3 separate regions of the Homo sapiens genome follow, and all the other regions are linked to region 3. Evidence: chromatin loops called from intact Hi-C (ENCODE). Cell type or tissue: OCI-LY7. All regions are shown on one strand. Region 1 overlaps LOC100505498 (a long non-coding RNA gene). Region 2 has its middle 710 kb from the start of LINC01966. Region 3 has its middle 530 kb from the start of LINC01966.

Region 1 (4,000 bases), 190 kb after region 3:
GACCCACTCAGAAGTTGCAAAGCTCTGCTTCAATCTATTGGTGACACAATTCATTAAGAACAGGTTAGATTCACGGGGATAGTAATTAATTCCACCTCCTAATATGAGGTGAAGTATTTTCCAAACTCTAGCATGGTTGCTAAGCCTTCTCTTTATAAGTGGTTGCTGAACATGTGCTTCACTCTGTCACTGCATTTAATTCTATCAGAGAGCATTGCTTTTCTTACTAGTTATGTATTTCATGCAATGAAAGGGTATGGTTTATAGTATTCAAGAAAACATGATTCCTCAAATTAAGGAACTCTTAGCAGAGAGAGACTGAACCATATGAAAGATCTAATATTTAACCATCATTGACTAACAAAAATTTGTAGGATGATTTTCAATTTTGTATGATTCAACTTAATACTTCAGGTATCCATCAGCATTGAGATGTATATTTTAAAAATATTTTATATTAATGTTTAGCAAATTCAGAAAGAAAGCTTTGAAATCTTAACTTTGAGAAAAAGTGAACATTTTATGCTAGGTCAGGATTGCCAGACCAACATGTCTATCTTCTGGTTACTTATGTCCCTTAGTCCAGATTCCTGAATCCCTTCCTGGCATTGATTCTCTGAGTTAATGAGGCCAATGCTTGGATTTGGCGAAGACTTGTAAAGACCTTCTCTCCAACCTTATCCCCTTGGGAGGGAATAAGGTCAATTCACTGTGTCAATAGCAATAAAAGCGCTCTCCTTCTTACCAAATCTTCTATTTTTCTTTGTGACTTTCCCAGTGTTGCTCCCCACATGAAGGACCTGTCTTACAATTTACTTCTAACTGGAAAGCTTTTCAATAATAGATCCCCTGTGAAGGAACCCATAACTCTTAAAGTGAGGGAAGGTAGCCAAACCTCAAAGCTCAGAGCTGACTACTTGCTGAGTTGGTATATTTTAGGAAGGGATTAGTATGTGTCAATAACTCTCTCATACTATGGTTTATGTGGTATGAAACACTCAACAAATATAAACTAGTAACAGCAACATGACTATAGCTCTCCTTTGTCTTCTATTACTTAAACAGTATTAATTGAACTACATAAGTTTTCTATCTCTCACACCTTAGACATTTTAAATATTTAATCATATGTGGTTCAAGACAATAGTGTCTTTGGTCTCTAAGATAACTCCTTTTGTCTTTTAAGTGAGGTTCTAGCTATTAACATTGAGAATTTATGGACATTACATGTTATTTGAAACACAACACTCTGATAATAACACTTCTGACCCTATGAAGCCAGGGTAGACAAAACGTTAAGTGGGAATCAGAGCAAAAGGGATTGTCTCCATCAGTGATGTCCTGATAGTGGATTACAAGAGGGTGTGAACTCATGATAACTAAGGAGAGAAAGGCTGCTGACTAATATCAGTTCTATCTTTAAGGAAGTCTGGGCTCTGCTTAGTGTTAGGGCTGAGATACAAAACAATTTCTCTATTTTCCCAGATAGTTCACCCCTCCCTAATTATAGCCCTCAGACGAATGTTTTGTTACCATGAGAAAGCAGGCAAAGCAGGAAGGAAATAATCAGACATTTTTACTTAGAACATTGAATTTTAATACTGTTTTCCTCTTGCTAACAGACCTTTCAATTTTACTTCTTACATATTTTAAGTGTGATCAATTTTACCTTTCAGGATATTATTCCTCATCCATAAAATTACACAAAAATTGCCATAAACAAGCTGGCTGCAAAGGAACAATCGTCATACTTTAAAAAAAATAACCTTCGTGTTTATAGAAATAATAAAGCCCATGCAGTACTTCTTTTAAAGATCTTGCTCTAAACAAACTGAATTATTCATGCATAGAATTGTGCAGCATTAGAACACCTGTTTTCAATCATGCATAATGTAAAATCACTCATTACCTCACAAGAGCCTCTACATCTCCAGCAATCAAATGGCATTGAAACAGCAAAACAGGTGCCTGGCAGGTGGATCCAAGCAGATGTTTTGGGCTTGCATGCCTTTTCTTGTACAGGTGTGATGATCTTGTTTTCAACTGCATAATTGCTATTTAAAAAGGTAATATTTAATTCTTATGTACTTTAATATTTATTTTTGCTTCTTCAATTCCTCTCCTTCTTTGACACTGCCTGGGCTTGAGGTGGATTTGAAAGCTTTCAGGATCCTGTAAGGTGGAGTGATGCCAGTTGAAGGTGCAATCTCACTTAGGCTTTCACTGCAAAGGAACTCTTCTGGGTGAGCATTCGGGGTTTCAGCAGCATGACTAACTACTGAACGGAAATGGAAAAGTTACTTTCCCTTGTTAGGTATCATCCGAAAGTCATATTTAACCATTTCTCCTGTGCATACAAGGAATTTTAAATTAAGTTGATGCAAATCTATGAGTGCAAATCAGATAGAGAACATCTTTCTTTAGCTGCCGATACACACTTTATTGAACTTCCCCAAAGACAGCTCTGTGTGTATCCTCCTTGTGAGGCATCAAAATGCATTTGCTTAAGCATGTTTTAGTAAAACATCTTTAAGTCTCAGCTGGAAATAGGGTTTTCACTTCGTACTAGATTTATCCAATATAAATTCATTCAAGCGGAATAAGTAATGCAGCTTTCAACAGGGGGTGTTACAGGCACCTTATTTCCCTGTCTGTTTGTATAGTTCTTCCTTTTTTTAATAATCAACAAATTTAGTATCAGTGGAAGGTGCTATATTGAAAGCTGGAAAGACAGGAAGCTCTATTTTTGAGAACAGGTGCAGCATGAATTTCTATGGCATCCCATCAATGCTATCCTTCTCTACAAATCCTTGTGACTCTTTTAGCCATGGGTTGACAGTGAGTTAGCCTGCCAGAGTAAAATTAGAAGTCCATTCTGCTGACATAGTTGAAGGTTTGGGCATGCATATATCTCAAATACTTTAGTGACTGCCATACCAGGCAAACAAACTCTGGATCACACCAACAACAATGGATATTTTTGACATGATACACATTATATCATAGATAATATAGGTAAACTCTAAAATGTCCAAATACATCTTGGTAAAGAGAACAATGTTTTCCATCATACAAATATTGTATTTATCTCTTTCAAGTATCCAGACACCTTACATTATTCATGTACAACAAAGACCTGGAAGATGGCTTTCTCCTATTCTAAAGGTAGTTGGCTCTATGTAGACATGGCCATTATTTAGATTAGACATGTGATATTCTTTCCAATGAAAATATCCTGAAATTAGTGAAGGAAAAATTCTATTACGTTTATTTTACTAGCTAAAGTATTTACATTATTTAAGCTACTGCAATAGATTTTTAAAGTCAAAAAATTAACCCTTTGTGTTTTCTTGTATTTTCACCTTATTACTGATGATTTGCTGTATGGATAGTCATAACTTTCTCTTGAGTTTTACCTATATCACAAGTACAGTGAGAATGAAATGTATGTTGCAGTCTATATTAAACAAATCAATCCCATTTTTTCATATCTATTATATTTATCCTACTTATATATTAGTTATCGATATTTTCTTGTTACAAATTATTTTAACTATTAGTTGTATGTTAATTAAGATCTATCACCATCTGTGAATAATAATCATAACAAATCACTATTACCACCATTTCTTAAGTGCCTATCATGGGCCAAAAATGGCATTAAATCATTAAATGCTTTACACATTTTTTTTAATATTGTACCACACACCCACACAAATATTACATGCACTATTGTTACCTTTACCATTTTTATTATTTGAGTATGTTACAAAATGTAGACCTACCAAAGGCTGATAATATAAAATCTATTGTTAAACTTGGTTTCAAGTTCTTCCCCAGGTCAGCCTACTTTAGCTTGTTAGAGTTTTTAACTCTTCAGGAGCTGTGGAGTAGGATATAAATTTGATATAACACTCCATAATATCCCTATGTGGTCACTGATAGAAGAAACACAAGCTGGTTCTAAACAAGGCATTTAAAAAAGCATTTCCAATAAAGT
Region 2 (4,000 bases), 170 kb before region 3:
AGGATAGTGACAAAAGATGGCATTAAACCAGCAGGTGAACAAATAAGGATCAATTATATCCTGTGATCAGTGCTCTAAAGGCAACAGAAAGGGATGATGTTGGAGATAGTAACTACTTTAGATTGGGTTGTCAGAAGATACCTCAGAGGAGATGATATATAACTTTAATAAAGATGAAAAGGAGCTAGCCATAGAAAGAGCTTTCTGGGCAGAGGAAATGTCCCAGGCAAAGGTCCTGAGGTCGGAAAGAGCTTAACAGGTTTGAAGAAAGAAAAGAAAGCCAGTGTCGCTGAAGTACAGTCCAGGACAGGAGGAATCGTGTAAGATGCAAAGCTTCCTGAATAGATATAAATGACTGACACCTGATCCTCAAGGAAGATTACATATCAACTGTACCTGTGGACACTGATCTTTTCACAGTGGAATCTTCAAATGGTATCATTTTCGCTTCTATTTTATAATCTCTACTTTCTTGTCTCTTTGTAAACTCTTTTAACAATTAGAATTTTGGCTTTTAGCTTATATTTTTAGATACTTTTGAAATGACTCAAGCTTCTGGACAAAGGAAATTGGATTAGCAATCCAGTGACAATATAAATTTTGAAATAATCTCACTTTTTTTCTAGTCAAAGCAGGAAATTGAGAAATATGGATGAAGAAAATTATATAAAAAGACCATCATAATGGAAAAAATGGTCAGTTCTATGCAATATTCATCAAATTCTTTTTGCAAGGAGGTAGGGATATAAATTTTAAACAGATTAAATTGTATAGATTAAAGTTGCAAGTTAGTTATAACATCCAAAGCAAGAGGGCAAATCTAATTTCTCCACAGGGTTAGGGATATGGTTTGGCTGTGTCCCCACCCAGATCTCATCTTGAATACCCACATGTTGTGGGAGGGACCCAGTGGGAGGTAACTAAATCATGGGGGCAGGTCTCTCCCATGCTGTTCTCCTGATAGCGAGTAAGTCTTACAAGACCTGACGGTATTATAAGAGGGAGTTTTCCTGCCCAATCTCTCTTTGCCTGCTGCCATCCACATAAGACATGATTTACTCCTCCTTGCCTTCTGCCATGATTTTGAGGCCTCCCCAGCCATGTGGGACTGTAAGTACAATAAACCCCTTTCTTTGGTAAATTGTTCAGTCTCGGGTATGTCTTTATCAGCAGCATGAAAACGGACTAATACATTAGCTTAAAAGTTATGATACGGTTTAATTATTTCATTTAGACTGGAATGTCAAACATATATATATATTTAGGTGATATTACAGTTACACATTATTACTACAACTGGGGTCAATAAACTGTGCAAAGTTTAATTATATTAACATTAAACTAAGAAAAGAAAAATATTAACTTTTTCTTAACATTTTCACAATGTTATGCTATAAACTTTTTGATTAAAAACTATAAAGATAAAACTTACAGTGAAATATTTCAATTATAGATGAACACTAGGCCCCCAGTAATCCTTAAAGTTTTAGTCTACAAGCACTGTCAGGTCCATGGCAAGTAAATAAATAAAATCCAATAAGTTCTTGAAATCACTAAAACACTTAGATTAAAAATGCTTATTGAGTAATAATTGAAATCTGCTATATTTCAGAAAAAGAAATGATTTTAAACAAATTATTATTATTATTTTTTTTGAGATGGAGTCTCTCTCTGTTGCCCAGGTTGGCATGTAGTGGCACCGTCTCAGCTCACTGCAACCTCCTCCTCCCGGGTTCAAGCGATTCTCCTGCCTCAGCCTCCCAAGTAGCTGTGATTACAGGTGCCCGCCACCACACGCGGATAATTTTTGTGATTTTAGTATAAACAGGGTTTCACCATGTTGGCCAGGCTGGTTTCGAACTCCTGAGCTCAAGTGATCTACCCACCTTGGCCTCCCAAAGTGCTGGTATTACAGGTGTAAGCCACCATGCCCGGCCAACAAATTCTTATAATAAAAATATCAGGAAAAGTAATGAAACCCATAGTTTATTTCTCTTTGGTGCAAGGTAGTTTCAAGCCTCGTTTTTTAATACTCTATGTTAAAAATCTATCATTCTTATAATGATTTTTGCTGAATACATTTATGAGCATTTTAGCAAAAGTTATAGGCCTAAAGAAGGCTGGTCTTTAAATGGTTAAACATATGGACATTTGTTATTTTCTAAAGTAGATGGTTGGATATGAATAAAAGATAACACCTTCAACTGAATAGTCACTAAATTGTGATTAGCTAATTGCACTATGAAATTATTATGATCTACAGGATAAGAGACGTGTTACACATTGTAATTTCTAAACAAACACATCAATTTCATGGGGCACAGTCCCGCCTCCATATACAGTAATTTACACACACAATCTCATTAGTATAAGTAGGATTTACATACCAACTCCCTTTAGTAGTTAAAGGAGAACCTAACTCAATAAGATTATTTCAAGTTTTTAGGCAGAAATCAGGGATCAAACTACCCTGAGCTAGAGAAGTTCAATATTTCACTTGTCAAGAGACGATGGATATAGAACCTATTTGTATCATGATTTCCTATGTTAAATGCTTAGAAAAAAATAGAAGGAAAGAAATGAAATGAAATAGCTTTATTGAAAATACTTTGAGAAGGCCCTGGTGACCTCAGCTTACTGTAGGTAGAATTTTGCTCTTGGTTCATGCAGGGTATGCTCAGCCAAAGCTTCAGCTAAGGTCATTATTGCTACGGTTTCTATTCAAACATATTTTTAGTCTTTTTTACTTAGGAAAAAGACAGAAGGGATTTCTTAGAGGGAAACAACTTGGGAAATGAAGAGAGATCTATAATTTTAGTTTACACAGCTTACAGTAAAGCTTAAGGTTAAAGTAACAAAACAGAGCAAAGCCTGACTCACATCAACAGAGGCAATTGCTTTAAGGTTTTATAAATGGAGAAGAAGAAAAAGAAGAAATAACAGATCAGGGTTTTAAAGTGATCCCAGAACATGCCTGAATCTATTTGTTGGTAGACTGTGAAAAAGAAAAGTGTTTAAAGGAAAGATTAATTAAAGCCTTTCATTTTCTCTAAAATGTTTTTAAGTCCTTTGTGCACCAGGAACATCACACTTTAACCTGCAATTGGCATCCATACAGATTCATAAATAGGCTCCAGTTGGACAGACAGACTCATTAATTCTCTCTTTATCACAAACCCAGAACATCTGGGTATTGCCTTTTAAAACAACATCAGGTTAAGAAAACAAACCATTTCTCAGACCTGACAAAGGGTTTTGAGTTACAGGATGGACAATCTTAAGGTGAATAAACTAGTATAGTTGGATATCACATGCAGGTTATTTAGAAGTTTATTCACAACTTTATGGATTTCTGAATCCCATGCTCTGCACTTTGCCATTTTCAACCTTGTTCCTAGTTTTTGGCTAAAGGGAAAACAATTAGTACATTTCAGGGAACAAATACATTTGAATAAATTATACCTGTTCTCAGAATATTTAGGATAAGGGTTAAATACCTCAAATCTCTCATGCCAACTCATTCTTTGGACAACACTGATTTAACTTATTAAGAGAAAGGCTTGGTTTGTTCTTGCTGATCCTGAACAGCCTAGGAAATTCTTAAATTCTGAACTCATATATCTCCAAAGATTATCACAGAAGATTTTTTCTACTTCTCTGTTTAAAAGAAACATCATGCCTCCTCCTGAAATATGACTGTTGCAGAGCCAATGACACACTTTCAATGTCATAAACATGGACGAATTTGCTTCGAACATTGCATATAGGAAAGAGTGTGTTTCTTGCTTAATGTTTGCAGTAAAACAAACAGTAGATGCACAACCCTATTGGAGACTCCAGGCCCACTTTGGATTTCATATATAACTATCCTTGTCCATAAGAGGAAAAAGAATATTATCAGATCTAAATTGACCAGGCTAGGAATGTGTGTACATCTGTGTGTGTCTGTTTGTCTGTGTGGGTGTGTGTTGTGCACTCCATAAACGTGGATTTGAAACAG
Region 3 (4,000 bases):
GTCATACACTAAGCCTCAGACTAGTGCTTGGGTAGTTAAATATCTATCCAGAGAAGTGAGAATTCATTAGTTCTGCCACACACATCCTTCCTCATACATACACAGTTTCCAAGACCCTTCGGAGTGCTGTAGTTTAAAGTGAGACCTGAGGATTTTAATATAAACTTTCAATACATAAAGTTTGCATTTTAACACAAACTTTGAGGTAATTTCTTTAGCACTCATCCTCTAAAATGTCCAAGTTGAAGACTGCCTTTGGGTTTTGTGCTTAGAAGTTAGAGTCAGGCGACAGCATCTTTTTCCATAAACAGCCACATAATAAATATTTTAGGTTTGGAGGATCATGCATAGTTACTTTGTCCTCCTTCTCCTCCTCATCTTTTCACCACACTGCATCCTCCTCTTTATCTTCTTCTTCTTCTCCGTCTTCTTCTTCTTCTTCTTCTTCCTATTTTCTTCTTCTCCTTCTTCTTTTCTTATTCTTCTTTTCTTTTTTGTTTTTCACAACCCTTTACAATATAATGAAAAATTCCTAGCTACAGGTAAACTATAGTCATTATCAGAGTTTTTAGGAAGAGTTGACAAGATGTCTCAAGATTATTAAGTCTATTGGACAGTAGGTCCCTTGCACTCTCATTTTAAATGCTAAGACAATATAACCCATTACAATGGCTTAAAGATTTGAGGTACTTATTTTTGTGTGTGTGTGTGTGTGTGTGTGTGTGTGTGTCTGTGTGTGTCTGTGTGTGTCTGTTTGTGTTTTCCAAACTGGCATTTCCAAAATTATTTCACAATTGATTTCTTCAGTTATGTTGTGCAACTAACCATGTTCCCAACACACTATGTGAAACCACTCCATGTTGCATTGTTTCTGTCACTATGATATGCAAATTCTAAGATGGTCCCTGAGATTTCTACTTCCTTTTGTACACGCACCCCCTGTGCAATCCCATCCAATTGAATGTGTGCATAATTTGTAAAAATGATTGAATTTTACTCCCAATACTAATTGGGTTGACTAATCTGTCGAATTTGAGTTAATTGAAAGAACAATTACCATTGGTGGACTGGACTTAAATATGGTAAGCCTTTAAAAGAGAGACTAGGTCCTTCCTGAAGAGGAAGGTTTAAAGCAGCAGACACTCTCCTGCTTGCCTGAAAGAAGGAAGTTGCCATGTTGTAAGAGGTCTATGGAGGGTGCCATATGGCAAGGACCTGAGAGAGGCCTCTGGCAGCTGAGAGTGCTCCCTGGACATCAGCTGGCAAGAAAACAAGAGCTTCAGTCATAGAGCTGCAAGGAGTTGAATTCTGCCAACAACCATGTGAGTTTGGAAGAGAATCCTGAGTTACAAAGAGTAATGCTGCCTAAATGACACTTTGTTTGCAGCCTTGGGAGGCATGGAGGAGAGGTCCCAGTGAAGCCAGACTCCAGACCTACAGAAATGAGAAGGAATAAATATGTGTTATCTTAATCAGCAAAGTTTGTGATAATTTGTTATGCAGCCATAAAAAACTAAGACAATCACCACACCCAAATGCCCTTTATTGTTCTTTTTACCTGTTAATTTCATCTTTCTAATCTCACCTTCTTCATGAAGCTTTAAATACAATCTCCTTGCATAATAATCCCACATATCTTACTACCTTTAGCACATATTGTCTGAGCAAGTGATAGAATACGTAGTAGCGGCAACGTTTTCTCTTTGAATCATATCTTCCCAGTTGAGAAAAGAGTTCTTTCAGTAGAGGAACCATCTCCTACACTTATTTATATACCCCACAGCCCTTAAAAGTGTCACTGGTTATAAGAGATACTCAATAAATAATTAACAAATTACTCATAACTTCACTTTTACAATATGTCATGGTCATTATATCACTATTCAAATCATCTCTTATGAATTCTGAAGCACATGGTAAGGAAAAAATGAAGACTCCATAGTTAGAGTCAACTGGCCAGATGACATCTTAGACTTCAAAATACTGCATCAGCAAACTCCAATTTATATCAGTTGTACATAATATTCTTCAGGAAAAAGTATAGCAAAACTTCTGAACTCAAAGCCCATAGAACTTTTGTAAAATTTTCTGGCTATTATATTTGCCAGTAAGCAAGGAGATTTGTAGAATACAACTTTGATGCACACAGACTCGGAAGACAGCTGAAAAGAAGCTAAGGCAGAGCACATGTGTGCTGTTTATAGGCAAACACGTGCCACATCACCCACTACCCAGGTGGACATATCTCCTCTAAAGCTGTAATGGCGAGTCAAGTAACCTGTTCAAAAACCCCACAATCTCCTAACCACAGCCACCTGGCTTGTAATTATAGACTTTATTATAAATAGATATAAGCTTTGAGTGATTAGTTATTGTGTACAAAGTATTCAACCGTGGACCACCTGATTTTCACATACTGCTGTACCTTCTCCTTCCTTTGATGCATCTTGGCTATTAATGGAAAAACACCTGTTTCCTGATAGTTCTCTGAGCTATAGAGACGTACATTTATATAGAAACAGCTGGGAGAAAGGTCCTTGTGAAGGACAACAAAATCCAATTCTTACCATCACAAAACTTCCTCCTGGAGCTGCTGATGGAAGCAGTTAAGCCTGCCTTGCATCACTCCTACACAAGCTACAACAAACAAAGTGAAGCTAGGGAGAGTCTTTAACTACTGTGGAAGGATTAAGAAAATCCTACAGCAATAAGGCTGGGATTTCCATTTGATCCTAGAAACAGAAAACGTTTCTAAACCCACAGGTGAATGACATAAACGGAAAGCCAGGAGCGAGGCTGCAAGTGTTTATTGCGTTCCTCTCACATCTTTTTTCAGCACCTGCACATACCTACAGTCTTTCCTCCCCAATGCCCAGGAGCACGGGACATCCAGCTACACTGATAAACTAGCAGCAGCTCAAGAAAATGAATGATGACAGGAAATGAAAGTGACAGTGACAGTTTGTGGTTGTTTGATTTCTTAAATGCAATGAATGGTGGCCACAGAGTTTCCTGTCAACAAGTGTCTGGATAGAAAAATGAAAAAGCAATCAAAACAGTAACTGACACTTCAGGGCATTTCAGGGAAGCCCAGGGCTCACTGTGCAACAAAACCACCTGCTTAGTGTTCTCCATGGGAACTACCACTCACCCTGAGAGGAATTATCAGGATAAAGCCAAGGTGGGTGGGTGCAATGCCAGCTCATTAGTTTAATCTCCAAGGAAAGGTGGACCAAATGATAAAATTCTGGACTAAATGACCTCTGTGGTCAAATCCAGTGCAATGCTCTGTGGTCAATTCCAGTGTAAAGATTCTAGAAATAATACAGGATGAAGGGGTAGGAAATGTGACCCTAATGCAGATACCATTAGTAATTTAATTATAGGAACTTCAATTAATTTACTTCTCTCTGCCTTAATCCCTCCTCATGTAAAAATGCTACCCTTCCTTTCTGTCTTTAAGCCAGAAATCTGCTAGTTGTATGAGTTACAGGAAGAAGATCCACAATATTAGAGACACAGGGAATTAATAAACAATCGTATACAAGTATCTGGAAAAAGAGAAGAGCACTGAATTTGATATTGAACACGTTTTCTTGGCCTAATGAACATAACTGCATCCCACCATGTTTTCATCTCATCTCTCCCCTGTGACATCCCTACTGTCAAGCCAGAGTTCTTGCCATTTTCTGCTTTGAATCTTGATCTAGCCCTACCTCTTGACTTTATCCCAGTCTGATTTCCACTTCTATCAACTCTATCTAAGTGCTAGCTCCCCGTTCTCCAGCAAGTGGCCCTGCCTATCACCTTCACCCCAATGCGTTCCTCTCCACTCAGAGAAATGTGAACCTGTATCGCATGGTGTAGCCTTTCTTCTTGAAATTCTTCTCTCCTTTTTTTAATCCTTAAAAAAGAAAATGCTTTAGAGAAATATGACTGTAATTAACAACTGACAAAAATATCTGGGCTTGAGCTGAAGTGGGAAATCACAAACGTTAGT

The links. A loop is a pair of places that touch in the nucleus more often than their neighbours do. Peaks named below come from ENCODE experiments on the same cell type or tissue, not always from the same donor. Only the 100,000 strongest peaks of a DNase experiment are listed, where the experiment ranks them.
Region 1: a loop joins it to region 3, with 10 times the contacts of the local background. A loop is called at or near these places in 1 of 110 quality-filtered maps.
Region 2: it touches region 3 in a loop (3-fold over the local background); 1 of 110 quality-filtered maps calls a loop at or near these places.

What each region holds. Positions count from the first base shown.
Region 1 is chr2:145,218,640-145,222,639 of GRCh38, reverse strand. All of the region lies in intron 6 of LOC100505498 (a long non-coding RNA gene), which reads right to left. Among named protein-coding and RNA genes, the nearest start is that of LINC01966, 340 kb to the right of the region's middle. In OCI-LY7, no CTCF peak of the experiment used is centred here; DNase peaks (open chromatin) are centred at 1,939 and 2,239; H3K4me3 peaks cover 1,271 bases; H3K27ac peaks cover 2,766 bases.
Region 2 is chr2:145,585,098-145,589,097 of GRCh38, reverse strand. No RefSeq gene overlaps it. Among named protein-coding and RNA genes, the nearest start is that of LINC01966, 710 kb to the right of the region's middle. In OCI-LY7, no CTCF peak of the experiment used is centred here; no DNase peak of the experiment used is centred here.
Region 3 is chr2:145,410,657-145,414,656 of GRCh38, reverse strand. No RefSeq gene overlaps it. Among named protein-coding and RNA genes, the nearest start is that of LINC01966, 530 kb to the right of the region's middle. RefSeq lists an enhancer at 2,258-2,417. In OCI-LY7, no CTCF peak of the experiment used is centred here; DNase peaks (open chromatin) are centred at 2,396 and 2,936; H3K4me3 peaks cover 2,758 bases; H3K27ac peaks cover 3,406 bases.